Regions from separate parts of the Homo sapiens genome. Here region 1 is linked to region 2. A link is an interaction called in ENCODE POLR2A ChIA-PET data of the cell type or tissue named here. Cell type or tissue: PC-9. All regions are shown on one strand. Region 1 has its middle 4.6 kb from the start of EIF3M. Region 2 overlaps PRRG4 (proline rich and Gla domain 4).

The links. Peaks named below come from ENCODE experiments on the same cell type or tissue, not always from the same donor. Only the 100,000 strongest peaks of a DNase experiment are listed, where the experiment ranks them.
Region 1: POLR2A ChIA-PET joins it to region 2 with 8 read pairs; 1 of 35 experiments calls an interaction of 5 or more read pairs at or near these places.

What each region holds. Positions count from the first base shown.
Region 1 is chr11:32,577,962-32,580,461 of GRCh38, forward strand. No RefSeq gene overlaps it. Among named protein-coding and RNA genes, the nearest start is that of EIF3M, 4.6 kb to the right of the region's middle. In PC-9, no CTCF peak of the experiment used is centred here; no DNase peak of the experiment used is centred here.
Region 2 is chr11:32,837,703-32,840,202 of GRCh38, forward strand. It overlaps PRRG4 (proline rich and Gla domain 4), which reads left to right. Exons shown (of 6, transcript NM_024081.6): 4 at 1,180-1,228; 5 at 2,405-2,500. Among named protein-coding and RNA genes, the nearest start is that of PRRG4, 9.0 kb to the left of the region's middle. In PC-9, no CTCF peak of the experiment used is centred here; DNase peaks (open chromatin) are centred at 1,069 and 1,369; H3K4me3 peaks cover 623 bases; H3K27ac peaks cover 1,510 bases.

The DNA.
Region 1 (2,500 bases), 260 kb before region 2:
GGAGGCTGAGGCTGGTGGATCACTTGAGGTCAGGGGTTCAAGACCAGCCTGGCCACCATGGTGAAACCCTGTCTCTATTAAAAATACGAAAATTAGCTGGGCATGGTGGTGCGCGCCTATAATCCCAGCTACTTGGGAGGCTGAGGCAGGAGAATCGCTTGAACCGGGAGGTAGAGGTTGCAGTGAGGTGAGATTGCACCACTGCACTCCAGACTAGGCGACAGAGACTTCATCTCAACAACAACAAACTCTCACAGAGTTGTGGTTAGTATGGCGCCTACAGGAGCTCAAAATAATAAAGTTTTTTTCCCAAAAATATAAAAATTATTAGCTCATAAAATTACTCTTGCATTTGCATTGTTTGCAGTTGCTAAACCTTTTCCCTAGCGCATTAAGTTTTCTACTCTGGTATAGACAAGCCTTGCTGAAATCATTTTAAAAGCGTGAATGATGAATATGTCTTCCTCAGATTCAACAAATTTATGAATGTTTCAATAAATGCTTATATCACGTGAAGTGAGGAGGTTAACCTCATGAATTTTAATACGAAGACTAATGTAAAAATGAATGCTTTCTAATGGTCAAAGTGTTTGAGATTTAAGGTGCTGCATGAGTTCTACTGCTGGATCTACTGCTCAGGTGCAATATATTTCAGTAAGTCACCAATCAACTGCCTTAAATATCCTTTGTTTCACCTATAAAGTCAGTGCAATCATATGTTGCATCGCTAGTATACAATTTAATTATTAGCTATAAATCTCTGAGATCCTAAGATGGTAGCTTTGTAAATTCAATGTTACATTGCAACAGCATTAAGAGAGATTCCAAGATTCCCACCATCAATATGCATTATACAAATTTGTTAACTTGCACTAACATAAACCTTTTATTTACAAAATTATGACTTTAGACTTCAAACTTTTTTCTCTGTGTCAATCAAGATTAGTTTCGTCTGTATACAAGAAAAAAACAATATAATAGTGCATTAAACAAGATGGAGGTTTATTTTCCTCTTATGTAAAATAAATTCATGGGTAGGCCGTCATGGGCTGGCATCACACTCTCCTAATGTCATCAGGGATATGGGCTCCTTCCGTCTTTCCTCTCCACCACATGGCTTCCACCAAGGCCACGTCTTGGTTTTAGTTTGGTTGCTGTAGCACCCACCATCAAGTCCATGTTTTAGGCAAAAAAAAAAAAAAAAGTGGAGGGTGGCGGTGGGGGGCAAGGGCAAAAGAGTCAGTTCCAAGAAAGAGCTTTGCCAGAAGCTGCTCTCAAAATTTCCATCCACATCTCACCAGCTACACCTAGCTATAAGAAAGCTTATCAATTTCGTATCATAGAAGGGTGCATTGTGGCACCTACAACTACACCTTAGTTCTGCTGCTAAGGAATAAGAGGGCGGATGTCAGGTTGACAGTCTTTGCCATGCTTAAAAAAAATCTTTTCCATGGGTTCCTAGAATGTTGTGATCACTCATTTTGATTCAAAATTAAAATTTTTTTCATTCAAAATTAAAATTTAAAGCAATTTTCAAAGATTTGTCGCAAATCTATCTAGCGAGTTAACATTTAGAGTATCATTCACTAATACAACAAATACTTATTGCACCATCTATCAGGCACGTTGATAAAAAAGGGATGGGATGCAATAATGAACACATCCCCACTTTTTCAGAGCTCATAGTTCATCAACTCAGTAAAAGTATGATGTGCTAATATACTATAAATGACACCTATTTAGAATGGATTACCCTCTATACATAGTCTTAGTATTTAGGTAATCAACTACATATACTATTTTTTTTTTTCTGAGACAGTCTTGCTCTTGTCGTCCATGCTGGAGTGCAGTGGCGCGATCTCAGCTCACTGCAACCTCCCCCTCCCGGGTTCAAGCGATTCTCCTGCCTCAGCCTCCCAAGTAGCTGGGATTACAGGTACCCACCATCAAACCCAGCTAATTTTTGTATTCTTAGTGGAGATGGGGGCCAGGCTGGTCTTGATCGAACTCCTGACCTCAGGTGATCTGCCTGCCTCAGCCTCCCAAAGTGCTGAGATTACAGACATGAGCCACCGCACCTGGCCACATATACTATTTTAGCATAAAAATATACTTTCGTTTATCAGATGAATAATTGCCTCATTCTGAGATGCTGATACAGACTTGAAAACAAATTTTAGATATTACTGTCATGCAAAGCATTCTTGTAAAAAATATAACTTTGCTCCAATAATACAATTTCAAGCAAATATATTAATATGGCTCTTGCAAATAGAATACTTAAAAACATAGTTAAATCCACATTTTCCGGAATTTTTAATCAGAAAGGAGATAACAAAGGGAACATAGACAAATTAAACAATAAAGAAAAACTGTACATATTTGGTTGTATTTTTCAGGTAAAAATTAAACTAAGATAATACTGCCTTGCAGATGGTGGGGCTTTGTTCAACTCCCTGGTGATTCCTTTTCCTTTTTTTTTTTTTTTTTTGGAGTCTCA
Region 2 (2,500 bases):
ACATGCCACCACGCCTGGCTAATTTTTTGTATTTTAGTAGAGACAGGGTTTCACCATGTTGCCCAGGCTGGTCTCAAACACCTGAGCTCAGGCAGTCCATCTCCATCGGCCTAACAAAGTGCTAGGATTACAGGCATGAGCCACCATGCCTGGCCCTAAATTCTTTACTTTTGTAGATTTCATAACCCTAGCTCCTTTTTCCCTTTCTTAAGAGTCCTATTTTACTTTTTGTTCAATAAGAACCTCCCCAGGTATCCTTCCCTACAAGTATTTGCTGTTTCTATTAAGGAGGAAAACGAAGCATATACTGTGTAGTTGTGTCTGTTGGAATTTTATTCTGTTTTTCACAAATCTTTTATAATTTTATCATAGTTCCTTAAAATTCATTTCTATTCTCTCAAGTAGCACTGAACTTAAAATTGTCTCAACAATGTCTTCCCAAATCAATAAATACCTTTCAATAAGATCTCCCAGAAGGGCACAGTGGCTCATGCTTGTAATCCCAGCACTTTGCGGGGCAGAGGTGGGAGGATTACTTGAGCCCAGGAGTTCAAGACCAGCCTGGGCTTCACGATGAAACTCCATCTCTGCAAAAAAGAAAAAATTACCTGGGCGTGGTGTCAGGCGCCTGTAGTTCCAGCTACTCGGGAGGCTGAGGTGGGAGGATCGTTTGAGCCTGGAAGGTCAAGGCTGCAGTGAGCCATGATCACACCACTGCACTCCAGCTTGGGCAACAGAGTAATCCTGTCCGGAAAAAAAAAAAAATCTCCTGAGACAAACTGAGGGCTTACCTCCCATAGAAAACTTCAGTCTCCTGTTCAATCATGATAGTGGGTCCACAGCCTCAACTTCTACCTTTGGTACTTTCACCTACTCTCTAATGCAATAATTTCCCCCAATGCTTTAGTGGGGGCTCCAGTCAGGTGAAGGGAAAATAGTAGGCACAGTAGTAAAGAGCTGGGACTGGCAGTAATCCCTTGACAATTAGAGAGATGGCAGAGGCAGCTGTGGGTGGTAGTGATTTAATTAGAGTGAGTCACACCCTCCAGCTTGAATGAACTGGTCTCCTACCTATGGTGCATGCCAAGAGTTTACTACCCCTAGTCTAGGTCATTAGGACCAAATGAAATGTGATAATAAAGATATTGAATAAACTTGGGAATTTTACCTTTTTTTTAGATTGCATTTTGGCAGGAATATTCAGCTAAAGGACCAACCACAAAATCAGGTAAAACAAGAATTGATCAAATTTAATGCTTTTCTCATCCTCTCTCTGTTGTAATACATTTTAGTTTTATTGTTTGAGTTTGGTTGTTGCGCAACATACATACCTTATAAATCCAAGGAGATTTCTCAACTATGCACCGGGCTATCTCAGACAGAAAAGGACAGATTCATCTATTTAATACACTGAAAATCAAGTTTGGTGAGATACTAGGAAAATGAGATAATGGGCTTAAAGCTGTTTTAAACAGCTCAGCTAAGTCAAGACTTGCACAGAATAAAAGCAGATTCTATTCATTTCAAGATGTAAGCTATTTTAACTTTTTTTCTTTTTTACCATTAAAGGCAGATGGAACATTTATGCTAGATAAATTAAGATTGTTGGATCGAATTAAGTAACTTGTAGAGAGGGGAGATCTTTATCTCATCTGTATTGATCATCTCTAGCTGCATTTTAGTCAGGTGTTTTTTTCGCCAGCTATTCTTTCATTCCTCTTAGGTAGGGCCCCCTCCATGGCAGGTTATGTTGCATAGCTACCCTGAGTTGCTTAATAAATATTATCTCAGTGGTTAATACCAAAGTATGTCTAGTTGAGCAGTGAATATGTTTATCCCACTTAATGCTGAATATTATCCATTTAATAAATGGATATTTCAAATATTTTTAAATAAATAATTTTTAAATAAATAAATTTAAATAACAAAATATTTTGAATATTATTAAAATATAAGTATTATATTTTGAATATTATTAAAATATAAGTATTATATTTTGAATATTATTAAAATATAAATATATTTTGAATATTATTAAAATATAGATATATTTTGAATATTATTAAAATATAAATATATTTTGAATACTATTAAAATATAAATAGTATATTTTAAATATTATTAAAATATAAGTAGTATATTTTAAATATTTAAAAAATATATATATTTTAAATAAATAAATATATTTATATTTTAATAAATAAAAGAATAACCATAACTAGGGCTATTAGAAGTGTCATTTAAATTTTTTTCAGGTAGATTCTCTAGCACAAAGACTTGAAAGAAGTCAACATCAATGATTAGATGCTGTATAATGTGTTTAGAACCAGGATTAAATTTGTTGAAATCATAGGTGATGCTATATAGTTGTTATATTTATGTTATTTTAATGATTTATTTTAAGATGGCAACAGAGAGAAAATAGATGTTATGGGCCTTCTGACTGGATTAATTGCTGCTGGAGTATTTTTGGTTATTTTTGGATTACTTGGCTACTATC